Regions from separate parts of the Homo sapiens genome. Here regions 1 and 3 are each linked to region 2. Evidence: chromatin contacts called from ENCODE Hi-C data. All regions are on one chromosome and are shown on one strand. The core of a region is the stretch at or near the end of the contact, and the rest is flanking DNA. Distances in the headings are between cores, read along the strand shown. Region 1 overlaps NEDD4L (NEDD4 like E3 ubiquitin protein ligase). Region 2 overlaps LOC105372146 (a long non-coding RNA gene). Region 3 overlaps NEDD4L (NEDD4 like E3 ubiquitin protein ligase).

The links. A loop is a pair of places that touch in the nucleus more often than their neighbours do. Pooled maps may share reads with other maps.
Region 1: a loop to region 2 is called in a pooled map, with 4 times the contacts of the local background. The contact joins two enhancer-like sites. A Hi-C loop is called at or near these places in 5 of 37 single-sample maps with no recorded cell type and 3 of 50 pooled maps.
Region 3: a map of B cell shows a loop between it and region 2 (8-fold over the local background). The contact joins two enhancer-like sites. A Hi-C loop is called at or near these places in 4 of 168 maps with a recorded cell type or tissue (B cell, chondrocyte, dorsolateral prefrontal cortex and 1 more), 23 of 37 single-sample maps with no recorded cell type and 19 of 50 pooled maps.

What each region holds. Positions count from the first base shown.
Region 1 is chr18:58,229,657-58,232,549 of GRCh38, reverse strand. The region is part of intron 2 of NEDD4L (NEDD4 like E3 ubiquitin protein ligase); the gene reads right to left. Among named protein-coding and RNA genes, the nearest start is that of NEDD4L, 190 kb to the right of the region's middle. RefSeq lists an enhancer at 312-361. Within about 2 kb of position 1,594, at least 5 of the 41 ENCODE cell types and tissues checked have a DNase peak (open chromatin) inside an H3K27ac peak, as active enhancers do.
Region 2 is chr18:58,760,449-58,763,199 of GRCh38, reverse strand. The region is part of intron 1 of LOC105372146 (a long non-coding RNA gene); the gene reads left to right. Among named protein-coding and RNA genes, the nearest start is that of LINC01926, 52 kb to the left of the region's middle. RefSeq lists an enhancer at 1,168-1,217. Within about 2 kb of position 1,304, at least 5 of the 41 ENCODE cell types and tissues checked have a DNase peak (open chromatin) inside an H3K27ac peak, as active enhancers do.
Region 3 is chr18:58,139,301-58,142,152 of GRCh38, reverse strand. All of the region lies in intron 1 of NEDD4L (NEDD4 like E3 ubiquitin protein ligase), which reads right to left. Among named protein-coding and RNA genes, the nearest start is that of NEDD4L, 97 kb to the right of the region's middle. Within about 2 kb of position 1,397, at least 2 of the 41 ENCODE cell types and tissues checked have a DNase peak (open chromatin) inside an H3K27ac peak, as active enhancers do.

The DNA of each region.
Region 1 (2,893 bases), core at 345-2,844, 530 kb after region 2:
CCATGTTTGGAACCCCTGGGCCCATGCACTATCAAGAAGAAAGGGAGTTTATAGAAAGAATGAAGCCCACATCAGCATTAAAAGTCTTGGCTGGCCCACCAGCGTGAACTGTGGAATCCATTACTACACCTCTAAAGCTGGACACACACTGGAGATTTTTGCTTGTGTCTGATTCATCCAAAAAGGACACATTATTATATTTGGATCTCAGGGATCTCAGCCTGGTTAAATCCAATACAAATCTGAGGGCATTTTGATTTTTTAAAATCCTCTCTTAAGTTACTGTGTGTGTTAGACTGGATATTGAAGGACTTCTACAGAGAGTGCAGAGCAAGCTCTGTAATAATTAGTAGAGTGTTGTTCCTACACACCCTGCCCCACCTCGTCAGAGCACATGCTTGAGCATTACAAGTTTTTGCCTCTAGATGACACTGTTTTATGGGTGTATGTTTCTCCCTGTCCCTGTGACCGTGGAGAAAAAAGTGCTAAATAATCATGGGGTAAAGGCACAGGGGACACATCAAGATAATTTACATAGAACAAAATGCACCTCTCCTATAATAGCCATGGAGTCAGACCTCTGTTATATTTAACCAGCAGAACACAGGGTCCTTCCTTTACTTTTGCCCTATGCTTCCGACTTTCTATTAGGTGGGAAATGGAGAATCCAATTTAAACCACTTGTTGGCCAGGCACAGTGGCTCATGCCTGTGATCCCAGCACCTTGGGAGGCCAAGGCAAGTGGATCATCTGAGCTCAGGAGTTCGAGACCAGCCTGGCCAACATGGTGAAGCCCCATCTCTACTAAAAATACAAAAAATTAGCCGGGCATGGTGGCTCATGCCTGTAATCCCAGCTACTTGGGAGGCTGGGGTAGGAGAACTGCTTGAACCTTGGAGGCGGAGGTTGCAGGGAGCCAAGATCAAGCCACAGCACTCCAGCCTGGGCGACCAAGTGAGACTCTGTCTCAAAACAAAAACAAAACCACTTGTCAATAACAGCCACATCTGTTTGGTTTTCCAAACAGGTCAATCTAGTATCTTCACAGTTTTCAGGGTGCTCAGCCCTGGTGTCTATTCACTCATCCTTCATGCTTTCCCCCCATGGCCTTGGAAATCTTTGATTCTTCCAGGCTCCAGGCAGCCAGCACCTCCTTTCCCTCAACTCCCCAGGATGAAGCACCCCCATAATAACCAGCCTCTCCACTCTCTGAATTCCTACAGTCTGAATACTTAGACCACTCCCTTTTCCATGGAATCTTGTGTCTGTTGTTTGTTCCTTTTCTGTTCTTTTTTTTTTTTTTTTTTTTTTTGAGATAGGGTCTCGCTCTGCCACCCAGGCTGCAGTGGCACAATCTCTGCAGCCTGGATCTCCTGGGCTCAAGCAATTCTCCCACCTCAGCCCCTGTGAGTAGCTGGGACTATGGGCATGCTGCCACACATGGCTAATTTTTTTTTAATTTTTGTAGAGACAGGGGTTTTCCCATGTTGCCCAGGCTGGTTGCAAACTCCTGGCCTCAAGGGATCCTCCTGCCTCCACCTCCCACAGTGTTGGAATTACAGGTATGAGTCACCACGTCCAGACTTGTTTGTCCCTTTTCAAGTATGTAAATCTTAATTCGCCTAAACCGGCTGCACGTCACTCAGGGCCACTGTCCATGTCTTACGCTAGTGTGTCTTTTCCATGCAACCTTGTACAAAACGGGCCTTCAATTAACATTTCTTGGTTGCTTGACTTCTTAACACACACTATGATAGGTTACCTTCTTCCCAGGGTTACATGTTTGGAAAATAGTCTTGTCTGAGTTGCCAAAATGTGGTATTCTCAGTGTGTTTACCTCATACCTGACAATGGCACCTCAGAATGTTGACCTTCTTCGGAAACAGGGTCTTCACAGAGGTAATCGAGTTCAAATGAGGTCACCAGGCACAGTGGCTCATGCCTGTAATCTCATACCTGATAATGAATAACTAGATGCAGAATTTATTTTCCACATAAATCTAATTTTCTTGAACTTGCTTCATTTTCCTCTTTTCTATAATGTAGGAAACACAGGGTCATTTCACATAGTGTCTTGAGTTATAAGCTCACATACACTCAAAGAAACAACAAAATGATTAAAAAAAAAAAAAGAAGAAGCTTCACAGTGAACCTCACTTCCGCAACATCACCTGATACCAAAAACTGAAATCATAAGCCACTTTCGATTAACTAAAAGCATGAACATATTAACTGACTTATAGAGTTGATATCCTTGTGTGTTAAAAACAAATATTCAAATCAAAAGAACACAAGAAATACTAATGTTTGAGGACTAACTTTGGGAGGAAATAATAAAACATTTAATTCCAGAAACCTGATGAGGCTGTTAGTAATCACTTATAAACTGAAAGGGGAGTTCACATTTAAATATAGATCTTCAGCTCACTATGCACCATTATAATTTTTGTTTCCAGTTGCTTACATTCTTAGCGTCATTTTTCATGCTTTTTCATGTCTGCTGTTGATATTTTTCCAACCTGAAAAAGCTTTCCTTTTTTGTTTGTTTGTTTTGTTTTTTTGAGACAGAGTCTCACTCTGTCGCCCAGGCTGGAATGCAGTGGCACGATCTCGGCTCACTGCAACCTCCGCCTCCTGGGTTCAAGGGATTCTCTTGCCTCAGCCTCCGAGTAGCTGGGACTACAGGTGCCCGCCACCACGCCCAGCTAATTTTTGTATTTTTAGTAGAGACGGGGTTTCACCATATTGGCCAGGATAGTCTTGATCTCCTGACCTCACGATCCGCCCGCCTCGGCCTCCCAAAGTGTTGGGCTTACAGGCATGAGCCACCGCGCCCAGCCGAAAAAGCTGTCTTTAAATGAAGTTGTATAAGCCTCAATCTAGATATGAATCT
Region 2 (2,751 bases), core at 55-2,554:
ACAGTCTTGGGGGAAAGAAAACACAGAAGCTCAGTGCTGCGGGGAGAGGGGAATGAAGGCGTGATAAGAGACATGCGGGGGCTGTTCCTGGCTCGCTCACCTCCTTGTCCTCTTCCTCACCGAAACCACAGAGTCTCCCCCAGCCTTGCAGCAGAAGTGTGGTCGTGCCTCTGCAGTAAGCTGGGTGTAGGACTGGCTGGCCAGCATCTGCAGTCTATGCTGAGTACCTGTGCCTGGGTGACCCTTCCCCCGCGACTCCAGTGTGACCTTCCTTCCCAAGCCTCTTGTTGCCCTGGGGTCTTCCACATTCAGCTGTGTCAAGCTCAGGGAATACAGGAGGAAAATGGGATCGCCTCAAAGTTAGGGGCTGGGGGATGAGTTGCCGCAGGTACTAACAGGCAAACCTGCCCTGTTCCTCCAGCCGGGTGCCAGTGGTAGTTGACAGGGAAAGGGCCCTTGAGGAAGAGAGCAAGTGGGGAGAGAGAGGGAGAGACAGAGAGGATGGAGAAGTTGGAGGTCTCTGTGGTGGCCCAAGGGGGCAGTGGGGCCTGGAGGAGGTGGTTGGGCATCTGCTCCCACTAACCCATGGGCCACCTGGTCCCTTTGCCACGGACCCTGCTATGGGCAGCCATGGTGGGGTGGAGGCGTGTCCCTGGCACCCCCATGTCTCCCCGCATGAGTTTCCTGAGGAACCTGTGGGCATCCCGACGCCCTCTGGGTTTCACCTGGAGGACCACTGCTCACAAGTGGCCTCTCCTTATTTCTTTGAGCAACTTGAACTCTGTGAAAAGAACGTGGGCTCCACGGAGGCCTGTGCCAGCGGAGACAGGAAACATCACCGCTGTTTTCAAGATGGTTCCATTCACTCTTTGTCCTAGTGACCCTGTACTCAGCTCCCATTGTGATGGCTTGGGCGGGGGGATGGGCATGTTTTCTGGATAGTTCCACTGCCTCTGCCCCACTGCATGCAAGCCTGGTCAGCCTGGTGAGGGAGGGCATGCTCAGGCCCCCACCAGCCCCGGGCCTGCTGTCCTTCAGTGGCCTGTGTTCTGAAGACACAGGTGCATCTCTGTCACCCACTACCCACCAAGTCACAAACACCTGGGGCGGGAAGGAAGGTAAATGTTCCTCAAGGGATAGTGTGTATATGAGGGTGGGGTGCGTGGCTGGGAGGCGCACAAATGGCAGCATCCACTTAGGAGCCTGTACCCATCTTCCAGCAGGTCAGCACGGCTGAAGCCAGCAAATTTGTTGTGTTCTCTGGGCCTTAGCAGTCACGACCTTGGACCACGAGATGTGCCCTTGTCGCATTTATTTAAAGAGTTGAAATCTGAAAGGTGCATTAGAAATCGTTCTATTTATAGAGTCACTCTAAATACACTGTGGTGGAAGATGGCCAAGAGCTATTGTGAAGTGAAAGTAGGAACTGGAAAACGGTGAGCTCAGCATGATCTCACATATGCACATATGTGTACACCTGTGTGTATACATGTATAAAAGATATCTGTACACATGTATGTGTATAATACTCATACGTGTGTGTGCATATGTGTGTGTGTGTCCATATGGTCTGGAGATTTATATGCATAATACAACCGGAAGAAATATACACTGAAGAGATAGCATTATCTCTTGAAAGTGAGATTGGGATTATGTGGGGAGGGGAACTTTTAAACATTAATTTACGGAAAAGAAACGGAAAAATGTTCTGGTTCAGTCTAGCCAGGGTAAGTTTGAGACCTGGGCCCCAGGGTGACTTTCACCTCAACCACTGCTCTCTGCCAGTGCCACGCTGCCTGTGGCCTGGCCCTTGCTGTGAGTGTTTACGACCACAAAATTTACTTTTCCTGGAAGTGGTTTCTTCTGATGGCTGGAGAATGTTTATGACATTGTCCATCTCTGTTTCTCCTTAATGAAATTGCCTGGCAGCCGCGGTATTTTAGAGAAGTCTTAACCCCTACTCACTCTCCATTTAGCTTTCCATTCCATTTTCCATGGGAATGGCTGCTCTGACATCAGAATAGGCAATGGCAGCAGGAAGCAGTATCATCAAAGGTGCGAGTTTGAACTCTGGGGAGAGAGGTGTTCATAGGGTAATTTTTGCAACAGTTGGAAAATGCTCTACTGGACAGGGCTGGCTTTTGCTAAGAGGCTCAACAGGAGTTGGTCCATGTGCTGCATTCTCATTTTCACTCCCCAGTTACTCCCTGGGCCACCTGCCTGCCGCAGCACCTGAAGTCAAGTCACCAGAGGCTCAACTTTCTGGTCCATGTGTGGCTGTTTCTTTTTCTATTTATTTTTGTATTTTATTTATTTATTTTTTGTGATGGAGACTTGCTCTGTCACCAGGCTGGCACGATCTTGGCTCACTGCAACCTCCGCCTCATAGGTTCAAGTGATTCCCCTGCCTCAGCCTCCAGAGTAGCTGGGACTACAGGCACGCGCCACCATGCCCAGCTAATTTTTTTGTATTTTAGTAGAGACGGGGTTTCACCATGTTGGCCAGGATTGTCTTGTTCTCTTGACCTCGTGATCCGCCCATCTTGGCCTCCCAAAGTACTGGGATTACAGGCGTGAGCCACTGCGCTGGCCATGTGTGGCTGTTTCTAGGAGAGATTTCTGTCTCATTCCTTCTCTTCCTTTTTTCTTTCTCTCCCTCAAAATTTTCCAATGTTCCTGGGAGGGCTAGTCAGTCACAACTTACAGTGGTGTAGTAGTGGGCTCTCTGCCTGAAAGCTGAGGAATTGGGAC
Region 3 (2,852 bases), core at 148-2,647, 620 kb after region 2:
ATGGCGTGAACCCAGGAGGTGGAGCTTGCAGTGACCCCAGATCACGCCACTGCACTCCAGCCTGGGTGACAGAGCGAGACTCTGTCTCAAAAAAAAAAAAAAAAAAAAAAAAGAAAGAAATTTTGGAAGGCAGTGGGGTCGGGGGGGTGGGGTAGACAAAACCCACAGTGCCTGCTCCTTTACATTTCTCTGAAGTTTGCCATGACCCTAAGCTCCTACTTGGCTTTCACAAAACAGCGTTGTTTTCACAGCTCCTGTGAGTTTCGTCAGACAGTAGCTGGGAATGCAAGAGCTGAGCCAGGCTTATGAACCACAGGCATGGATTCTAAGATTATTTCCCATTTTTAACTTGAAATGTAGAAATTGGAGACAGGCAAGGTATACTTTTCAAATATTCCTTTTAGCTACATTCAATGTAAATGAGACGCATGCACATATATAATACATGCATTCTTAACACTAGTCACATAACATATACGTACATGAAAATATTCATGACACTAGAGGGAAAAACAGAACTTCTTCATATGAATGATGAATTCCTGATTGTTTGTACACAATCCTGTACACAATCAGGAATTCAAGGCCTGCTTTCAGAATAGGAGTAGGAACGACTAGACCAGAGTAAACCATCAACACATAAAGTTTTTTTAAAAAAAACAAAAAAAACCCAAAAATTGTCTTTCAAAGGAATCAACATTTTGCCTTATTTCCATCCCAGCCCTGGTGATTAAAGGAATTTTGTTTGATTTTATTCTGTAACTCAAAATGACTTTTTTTAAATGTCATCCTAACAAACCATATGTGCCTGTCTGCAGTAACACTGTAGCAAGAGTTCATATTTTCTCTAATCTGAATAACTTATATTGTGTTACCCCATAGTTGCCTTGTGTAGGGACAATAAAAGGTGCTTTATCTACCACATCCCCCGCCAGGTAATGACCTCCAACACCAGTAAGGAGGGAGCTCTCCAACCCTGCTGATGGTTAACACGAACCAGGGCAGCCACCCCGTGCTGGGTGCCCATGGCGTGGCCAGCCCAGTGGAGCCACATCAGGAAGGTGTTATTAATATTATCCTCCCCTCCACCTGAGGACACTAAAACTCAGAGAAGAGAAACAGGCCTGGCGCTGGCTTCTGACTGGAGAGCTGGGTCTCAAACCCACGTCTGTCAACTCACAAAACCCCACCATCCCCCATCACTCTTATCAGAACCATATTATTGACAACGTGATAGTTATCGGAGCATAATGAAATCCTCAATGCTTCCCTCTAAGGCCTCTGATAATCTCAGAAAAATGAGCAACAACTCGGAGCAAATGCCACAAGGCCACTCCACTGGCTTTACCTCCAGCAGAGCCATAAGAGTGGCCAAGGCCGACACAAAGGTTTAATTCAGCAGCAGAACTCTGCCACCAACAGGACAGATGACACCAGAAAGGCACTCCTCCTCTGAGAGAAACACTGCAAATACACCACGTTATGGAAAGGAATCCTCCACTCAGAAATGGACAAAAGAATCCACTCATTACTATAAAGGAAGCAACCTGATTGGCATTTTCACAGCAGGCAGCACCAGTCTACATTTTTATAAAATGACAAGGGGACACACTATGTATTTCCTCGTGCTGGTGGCCCTTTGTGGGGCAAACAGAGGGCTAATCCTCCACTCAGAAATGGACAAAAGAATCCACTGATTACTATGAAGGAAGCAACCTGACTGGCATTTTCACAGCAGGCAGCACCAGTCTACATTTTTATAAAATGACAAGGGAACACATTATGTATTTCCTTGTGCTAGTGGCCCTTTGTGGGACAAACAGAGGGCTTCTATAAAGCTTAGGAAGTATGATTTTAATCACCGGGCAAATTCATAGGTGGAGGCTTGAGCATTTCCTTTATCTCTGTACCAGAATTTCCCAGGTATACACTCCCCAGCATGTCATCAGCCCAGCAGCTGCAAGACTGCACGCTCTGTCCTTAGCTAGATCGGGGCCCTCTGGGACTAGGTATAGGTATGTCATTGCTCCAGTCCCCTTCTGGATGTTCCAAATCTAGTCCAGGCCACAACACCTCTCCCCTGGATTCCCTGGGAAGCCCCCTAAATTTGGGTCCCTGCCTCTATTCTTGACCCTTCCAGTACAATGAGCACTGAACCAATGTCCATCAGCAATGCAAGCAAAATATAAATCTGATCAGGTCACATCCCTGCTTGAAATGCTAAGTCTAGGAGCCTTAACATAACCTACAAAGCCTCCATCTCACCTGCCTGACTCATCATCCTCGCCTCTCTCCACTCCTGCCTGCCCCCACCTGCTCAGCTGTAGCCACCCTCCCCTTTTAGGGGGTTCTACGGTGGTTTCCTGAGCTTCCTCCCTTTGGGAGGTTAGCAAAGATGAACACAGCTGATTCGAAGTCAGGCTCCTCAGGCACAGCTGCCTCTGCTCGGCCAGATTTCTATGGCTCTACCAGAATGAAGAGTGACTTTTGCTGTAATCATGTAACACAGACAAAAGACATCCTCCACCCTTCTTCTGTCCCTAACTACCAACACTGGAGTTAGGGGATTGTCAATTTTTACTTTGCTTTTTTCTGTATTTTGTTTGGTTATTTTTAACAAACACGCATTATTTTAAATATATTTTTCTGATTACAGAGTTGATAGAATGTTGATAGGATTATCAACATTCCTAATAATCCTAAAGTTGATAGGATTATCTTGATTGTATCAGCCCAATTTTTTTCCCTGCCAGCAAAACAGAGTTTTGGTTCATTAAGTATTACGTCTCCCAAAATATGTAACTGAGGGTACTGACAGAAATGTATCTGAGGGTCTCCTGTATGGGGCGGGG